Regions from separate parts of the Homo sapiens genome. Here region 2 is linked to region 1. Evidence: read pairs that join two places in POLR2A ChIA-PET (ENCODE). Cell type or tissue: OCI-LY7. All regions are shown on one strand. Links, peaks and the distances in the headings refer to the core of each region. The heading gives the core; the rest is flanking DNA.

What was found. Peaks named below come from ENCODE experiments on the same cell type or tissue, not always from the same donor. Only the 100,000 strongest peaks of a DNase experiment are listed, where the experiment ranks them.
Region 2: POLR2A ChIA-PET joins it to region 1 with 7 read pairs; 3 of 35 experiments call an interaction of 5 or more read pairs at or near these places.

The regions. Positions count from the first base shown.
Region 1 is chr2:113,853,778-113,858,178 of GRCh38, reverse strand. The region is part of intron 2 of ACTR3-AS1 (ACTR3 antisense RNA 1); the gene reads left to right. Among named protein-coding and RNA genes, the nearest start is that of ACTR3, 34 kb to the left of the region's middle. In OCI-LY7, for the core only: no CTCF peak of the experiment used is centred there; DNase peaks (open chromatin) are centred at 2,628, 3,028 and 3,371; H3K4me3 peaks cover 908 bases; H3K27ac peaks cover 3,482 bases.
Region 2 is chr2:113,734,563-113,738,963 of GRCh38, reverse strand. SLC35F5 (solute carrier family 35 member F5) reads left to right here. Exons shown (of 16, transcript NM_025181.5): 8 at 3,106-3,187; 9 at 4,291-4,378. Among named protein-coding and RNA genes, the nearest start is that of MIR4782, 15 kb to the right of the region's middle. In OCI-LY7, for the core only: no CTCF peak of the experiment used is centred there; no DNase peak of the experiment used is centred there.

The DNA of each region.
Region 1 (4,401 bases), core at 272-4,271:
AGGCTGGAGTGCAGTGGCATGATCTCGGCTCACTGCAACCTCCGCCTCCCGGGTTCAAATGATTCTCAGCCTTATGAGTAGCTGGGATTACAGGCACATGCCACCACGCCCAGCTAATTTTTGTATTTTTAGTAGAGATGGGGTTTTACCATGTCGGTCAGGCTGGTCTCGAACTCCCGACCTCATGATCTGCCCGCCTCAGCCTCCCAAAGTGCTGGGATTACAGGCGTGAGCCACCGTGCCCAGCCTGTTTCTTATCTTAAAATTAAACCCTATTTCCTTTTTTTTCTGATCCCTGTAAACAGTGACTCCAAGCTCGAATGATCTAATGCTATCTCAGTGACCTGTTTCTCGCTTATATAACACTTGGCCCATATGTGTATGGTTCGTTTTTAGCTCCTCCAGTTTTCCTTCAAACTCCTTTTACTCCCTCACATTCTTCATGTTTTACTTTCTTTAGTCTTGGGATTCATGTTACTTCCCCTTCCTGTATTCTGTCTTAAGTAGCTGAGGTATCTCCATAGTGCTTCTCACTTCCTTTTAGTTTCATTCCATTCACTTCCCTAAAGTTCTCTCCTGCTTCTTCCTTGCCTTTTTCTCATTGAGCCCATGAAGTTCTCTCCACTGTCTCAAGACAAAGGTATCCCTGTTGGAGTAAGTAATCTTGATTTTCTTTCCTCAGCAAAAGTTCATGTTGGGGATCCCTGGTGCACTTTTTCTTATCCTCTTATTGCTATCTTCACTATTTCCTGAAATTCATCTTCTTGTTTTTATCCAGTCTCTTCTATTGCTCTCTTTATCTCCTCTTTCCCTTATAGAATCAGTTAATTCTCTATATTCAAAAGAGTAAATGTTACCAGGTATTTCCCATATTGCTTTGCTAGGGCTGCTATAATGGAGTATACCACAGACTGGGTGGCTTGCACAACAGAAGTTGTTCTCACAATTCTGAAGGCTATAATCCAAGGCCAATGTGTCCACAAGGTTCATCTCTTTTGAGGCCTCTCTTTGGCTTGTACATGGCCATCTTCACCCTGTATCCTCATAGGGTCTTTCCTCTCTGTGTGTCTGTCTTAATTTATGCTTTTCATGAGGACACCAGTCATATTAGATAGGGCCCGCCCTAATGACTTCATTTTAACCTAATTATCCCTTTATAGAACCTGTCTTTGTTTGTGCTGCTATAACAGAATACCACAGACTGGATAATTTGTTAAAAAAAAACAAAACAAAAAAAACCAGAAACTTATTTTTAGCAGTCTGGAGACTGGGCCAAGATCAAGGCACAGGCAGGTTCATTTTCTGGTAAGGGTCCTATCTCTGCTTCCAAGATGGTGCCTTGAATGCCATGACCTCCAGAGGGGAGGAATGCTGTGTCCTCACATGGCAGAAGGCAGAAGGACAAAAAGGGACAAACTTCCTTCATCAGGCAGAAGGCAGAAGGACAAAAAGGGACAAACTCCCTTCATCAGGCAGAAGGCAGCAGGACAAAAAGGGACAAACTTCCTTCATCAAGCCCTTTTATGAGGGCACCTCATTCCATTCATGAGGAAGGAGCCCTCATGGCCTAAACACCTCTTAAAAGCCCCACATCTTAATACGATAACATTGGCAACACTTAAATTTTTGAAGAGACAAATTCAAACCATAGCAGATTTTATCTTAAAATATACAAAATACAGTCAGTCACATTTGGCATACTAGGGGTTAGGACTTCAACATCTAAATTTGGGGGTGGGGGCAATATTCAGCCCATAGCATTGCCTTTAAAATCCAGATCAAAAATTTACTTCTTACCAGGCACAAAGGCACACACCTACCACCCCAGGCTACTTAGGAGGCTGAGGCAGGAGGACTGCTTGAGCCTAGGAGTTCACCTTCAGCCTGAGCAACACAGTGAGACTGTGTCTCTTTAAAAAAAAATTTTATTTGAATTTCTTTTCTTCTCATCCAGGAAGTTTCCTGATCCAAAGAGCTCACAGTGATTTGGTCCTCGTAGAACTTGTATCGAAGTTTTTATTCTTATCATTCATTGGTAATCAGCCTGCTGTTTTGCCATATTAAATTATTATGTGTGTTTTGTGTTGTTAATTTCTTATGTTCTATTTTATCTACCAAATAAGATGAGATGAAGATGAACCACACCTTCCACTTTCTGAATCTTCATAGTATGTGATATAGCACTTTGCTTGTTGTATGTCCTCAGTATGTAATTTTAATAATTTAGTCAATGTTCTACCACTTCAGATTCTCCTAAGTTCAAACCACATGAAAGCTGTCCACCCATTAATTGTTTTCAGTCAATTCCTAAAAAACGTGTTCTTTCAAAAAGGGTCCTATTCAGTCACATTAATAAGAATTCAGTTTGGTGAAATCAGAGCAGTTGTGGATAGTGTTTGAGGCTGACCCTATTTAGATCAAAACCAGCAGAAATTAGTGGTAAGGCTTCGATGGGGTCAGTTCAGGAAGAGGTTTTTAATAAGATAACAGTCAGAGGGAAGGTGAGGGAGTCCATTCAGTTGGCAAGAGGAATTTTGAGCACAGGACATCCCCGAGCTGCAAGTCAGGCAGAGGGACACTGCAGATGCTACTCAAGTCTGTGGCAGAGGAAGAAGCATCCGCTCAGAGGACAGCACCCTGGGTGAGTCTGAGGGAGGATGCATCCGCTCAGAGGACAGTGCCCCGGGTGAGTCTGAGAGAGAAACACTGCCTCATTACTCAGTGGGTGCAGGAGCCCTTTTTACTGACTGCTGCATTGTCAGGATCCATGGTTGATCTGTGGACAAGATTTTATCTTCCTTAGTGGAGAAAAACCCTCCTGACCCAATGAGTGTGGCCTTGCAGAGGTCCTCAGTTTTCACTTCACCAGAGACTGCTTCCACCACTGGTGCCTCAATCTCCTACCACTGGGTCTTGAAACATCTCTCCAATATTCCTAAATGGTCCTAAAAGAACACAGGGCTTGAGGCCTTTCTCACGTAGCCACGTGCACATCAGTAACCATGCCCTCTCACAAAGCAGCACATAACTTCCTCTTTCTCAACAGGACGCTTGCCCCTCATCACCCTCCTTTCTCAAACATGGTCATCCAAACTTCCACCTACTGTCAAGGCTTATTCAACATTCACTGTTTTGGGGGCACAGTGGTAACTAACTTTGGAAACTTTTCTCTCTGACTGCAACAATTTGCTGAAGTGTAGTACATTGCTTTTCTACTGCTGCATGACAGATTATTACAAACATAGTGGCTTAAAACAAATGTGTTCTCTCACAGTTTCTGTGGGTCAGGAGTGCAGGTGTGGGTTACCTGGGCCCTCTGCTGTGGGTCTCACCAGCTCAGACAAGGAGTTGCAAGCTGGGGCCATGACCTCATCTGAGGCTCAGGGTCCTCCTCCAGGTGCGCGGGTAGTTGGCACAGTTCATTTCCTTGCAGTACATTGATTGCTATTGTCTAAATTTATGTGTCCCCCCTCCCAAATGTACATGTTGAAACTCTAACTCCTAAAGTCATGTTATTAAAAGGCGGGGCCTTTCGGATGTGAGTAGGTCATGAGGGAGGAATTAGTGCCCTTATAAAAGAGTCCACAGAGAGCTTGTTTGCCCTTTTTGCCCTTTTGCAAAGAGAAGGGGCCATCTATGAAGAGTGGGCTCTCACCAGACACTGAGTCAGCAGGCACCTTGATCTTCACTGTCACAACCTCCAGAACTGTGAGAAATAAATTTCTGTTGTTTATAGATTGCCCAGACTAAGGTATTTTGTCATAGCAGCACATTCAGACTAAGACAGTGACCAAGGTCATTGCTAACACTTGCTAACTCTCAGTCAGGGACTGCTTTCAACTCTAAGAGGTCACCCTCAGCTTCTTACAAAGTGGCTCCTGCAGCTCCCCATACCTCTTCTTAAGGACGGTTTGATTTCTTCTATGCCAGCAGAGTCTCTCTGAGTCTTCACCTTCAAGAAAGTTACCTTCTTCTTTTTTATTTTTATTTTTTTGAGACAGAGTCTCACTCTGTTGTCCAGGCTGGAGTGCAGTAGTACAATCACAGCTCACTGCTGCCTTGACCTACCAGGCTCAAGAAATCCTCCCACCTCAGCCTCTTAGTAGCTGGGACTAGAGGCACACACTGCCACACCCTGCTAATTTTTAAATATTTTTTTGTAGAGATGGAGTCTCTCTATTTTGCCCATGCTGGTCTTGAGCTCCTGGGCTCAAGCAATCCTCCTGCCCTGGCCTCCTAAAGTGCTGGGATTACAGGTGTGAGCCACCGTGCCTGGCCAAACGTTATCTTCTAAAAGTTAGGCTCACCTAGGGTTATCTCTCTTTTGATTAACTCCAGCATAACTAATTAATAACTTAATTGCATTACTTCCATCTATCAAAGTTCACCATAATTCTCACA
Region 2 (4,401 bases), core at 85-4,084, 120 kb after region 1:
CAATTTCAATATTATATTTGTATTTAGCCCACTATATGTAAAAATATTATTTCAACATATTATTGATGTAAAAATTATTGATGAGATAGTTTACATTCTTTTTTGGTACTAAAATCTTCTAAACCCAGTATGCATTATACTTAAAGCACTTTTCAATTCAGACCAGCCAATTTCAATTGCTCAGTAGCCATGTGTGGCTAGTGTCTAATGTACTGGACAGTGTAGATCAAAAGGAGTTAATGATTACTGTATTTGCCAGTCTTCTTTGAATATCTTTTGTCTTACTAGGTTGTTTTTTTTTTTTCTGTAAAATGTAATTTAGGTGATACTGGCTTTATCAAGAATATCTCTTACTACATATCCAAAGTAAATGAAATCAGTATCTCAAAGAGACATCTGTACCTCCATGTTTATTTTACAGTGTTCATCATAGACAAGATACGGGAACAACCTGAGTGTCTATCGATGGATGAATATATATATAGTACATTTTCATGGCTGAACATAATGTAATATTATTCAGCTCTAAAAAGAAGGAAATCCGCCATTTGCAACAACATGGACAAACCTGAAAGACATTATGCTAAATGAAATAAGCCAGGCATAGAATGTCAAATACTCACAAATATGATCTCACTTATGTATGTAGAATCTAAAAAAGAAGGAAAGAGTAGAATGGTGGTTGCCAGAGAGTAGAATGGTAGGGAAATGGGGACGTGTTGGTCAAAGAGTACATAATTTCAATTATAAGATGAATAAGTTCTGGGAACTAATGTATATGGAGACTTCAGATAACAGTACTATATTCTTTACTTGTAATTTGATAAGAGCAGATTCTTAAGTGTGTTCATCACATATACACACAGAAAAATGGTAACTATGGATGATGATGGATGTGCTCATTAATTTGACTATGGTAATCAGTAGACAATGTCATGTGTATATTAAATCATGTTATATACCTTGAACATACACTATTTTTATCAAATATTAACATTTTATGACAATTTAAAAATGAATTACTAATGAAATTATGAAATATATTAATTATTTGCTATAATTATTCATAAATGGTTATCCTCAACTCTGAAATAATGAAGGGAGACGTTGTATGGACAATTTCTATTGGAGGATGGTTGAGATGGGTCTTCTTTGGTGATGAGGGTGCTGTGGAAACAAGAGCCAGAGAATGGAGTTTGGGGAGAGGTAGAGAATGGGAAGGTTATTCTGGAAAGAATTCACAGCTAATGAAGGATTCTTGGGACCTTTGAATGCTTCTTATCTAAGTGATCTGTTTTTATTTATTTACCTTGCATTAGCATGGACCAGTGAGGTTGTTTGGAAAATGAGCACAATATTTAAGTATAAAAATAGTAAGAGAAGTGGGTCAAGAAAGCTAATAATCACTCTGTGAGCATTATCTGTTCATGGAGAAAATCTTTGACAGATAAGATTAAGGGTCGAATCTTCTTTTCTAGCACTTCATCGGCATGCAGATTGTGGCTTCTCTTGCCATATATGTTTGATATTGCCCATCAATTGTTAACTCATTTTATCTAGATAGGCATGTGAAATTATCTAGGAAATCAAAGGATTGCAGATGGAATCAGAACCACGTTGCCACAGTTTCATTCTGGCTTTAGCCTTGAGTACAGTATGGACTGAATGGAGACTACTAGGCTCTCAGCCATCTGCTGTGTTCTGGTAGTGCTCTACAATCATGTGTCTCTACTACTTCTTTGCAATGTAAATACTAGTGTAAAACTACTCAGCCACAAGCTCTGAGAGAGATCGAGAGATGTTCTTCTCTTAATAGAAATAAGTCATTTGGTGGAATAACTCTTCGAGTCAACCAGTGTAAGTAACAGAGACACCAAAAACTAGCCATTAGTTTAGTTTGCTTGACCCAGCAATCTACCTCTTAGTATATGCTTTGGTGACACTCATGTACTTATGCACCAGGTGGCAGGTGTGTACTAGAATTAAGATATTCATAGTAGCATTGTTTCAGATAGTAAAAAAGTGTTATCCACAAAAAAATGGATGAATTATCAGTGAAAATTACTGAACTTTGGACACACACACATCCTGCCAACCTTCATCAAAAAAAGCATTATTTCTTATTCTCCATCCTAACCTAGATAAGTGGAAGAGAAGAAAGAATTTTTTAAAAAAAGTCCTGATAGCTGGAAAACTTCCTTCACTGTATCCAAAGTTATGAGAACTCTTTGGGTTGTGTTTCCAAACTGAGATTCAGAAAAGCAATCACAATTAATCAATAAATTATCATTTTCATAGGACATTTCTAAATTTCCAAAGTGAATATAGCCTTTTTTCAATCCAGCTAGCTAGCTAGGTCCATCCATATCCATGCACATCATCTGGTTTAATAGATTTCTCATTATGCTGTATTCATCTGTATATATTCTAATGTTGGAGAATTTTCTCAAATTTAAATATGATTTAGATAAACTTAACAGAGTGTCAGCAGTACTTAGATAAAGCGATTTTTTTATTTTTTGAGAAATGGTCTCTCTGTCACCTAGGCTGAAGTGCAGTGAGGCAGTTATGCCTCACTGCAGCCTCAACCTCCCAGGCTCAAGTAATCTTCCCACCTCAGCCTCCTGAGTAGCTGGGATTACAGGTGTGCACTACCACGCCTGGCTAATTTTTGTATTTTTTTTTTTTGTAGAAATGGGGTTTCACTGTGTTGCCCAGGCTGGTCTTTCTGGGCTCAAGCAATCCACCCACCTCAGCCTCCCAAAGTGCTGGGATTACAGGCATGAGCCACTACGCGCAGCCTAGATAAAGCAAATTTTTAAATTGATTTGATACTTGATTTTACTCATTAAAAAAAAAAACCTGAATGCTAATTGTTAACCAACTATTGTTAAATTTTAAGGGAAATTGGGTAGCATGGTCTTAGGTCTGATTATAAATGTTTGTCTTTTTTGGGAGCCTGTGATTTTTTCAATACAAAGCAGCTTTTAAAACATCTTGTGAGAACGGTATTTAGGAGGAGAACAAAAAAGGGAATTCTGAATTGTAATGACAGATGTAAACATGTCTTTCATTAGGGTTCACTTTGGTTTTCTTTTTCTTTAGTGGTTTTTGGCAAATTTGTCATATCAAGAAGCACTTTCAGACACACAAGTTGCTATAGTTAATATTTTATCTTCAACTTCCGGTAAGAAATTTGTCTTTAAAAATCTGCATTATAAATCAGTGTATGTATTTCTGGTATATATGTGTGTACATGTACAACATTTTTATCTTGTTATAGCTTCTTACATTAGTTCTAATATACATTAGTCTATTACAACTGCCTTTTAATCTGTATACAGTCAGGTGCTGCATATGATGTTTCAGTCTACAACAGACTGCATATATGATGGTGGTCCCATAAGATTATAATACTGTATTTTTACTGTACCTTTTCTATGTTTAAATATGTTTGGATACACAAATACTTACCATTGTGTTACAGTTGCCTACAGTATTCAATACAGTAGCATGCCATATAAGTTGGTAGCCTACAAGCAATAGGCTTATAGCATATAGCCTAGCTGTGTAGTAGGCTATACCATTTAGGTTTGTGTGAGTATGCTCTATGATGGTGGCACAAGGATGACATTGCCTAACGACACACATTTTCTCTGTATTTATCCCTGTTGTTAAGCATGACTGTAGTTTCATGCCTTAGCCTGTGCTATTTATGTTCCTTCAAATACTTTACAATATTTTTTATATAACAACATATTACAGTTTTATAGGCTGGCCTTTTGTATTGTAGTTGCCTTTCCCTTCACACATCCTTTCCAGAGATCTTTTTCTAGACCCTTTGGCTAAAATGTAATTGCTTATTTCAGAACTATAATTTGCCCTATGATAGGTGTTTTATTTTTAAGATTGAATCACCTTTCAAATCTGGAAGACAAAAGTATTTTTAAAGCTATAAAAATAACTTTAGGGACACAGGCTTGATTATGATGAAGTCAGCATGTTACTCTGAATAAGATTTAAGTTTCCTATTAGTTTAAAATAAATAGGACTGTACTTGATCTGTACTGTTGAAATAAACATGGTTTAGTTTGGAGGCTATTTTATGCATGAACTTTAAACATTTCAGTCTAGTCATTACTTAACTGCAGTCATTTTCTTAGTTAAGAGTGACAAAAATAATTTGAAAGGTAGGTATATAATTTGCTTATTTAAACAATGAAGTTGGTAGTAAAAATGTTGACAGTATTTAAACTCATGTACCATTTTTAAATTCTTTTCTCCTCATAGGACTTTTTACCTTAATCCTTGCTGCAGTATTTCCAAGTAACAGTGGAGATAGATTTACCCTTTCTAAACTATTAGCTGTAATTTTAAGGTAAGCATATAGTGTGATAGCTA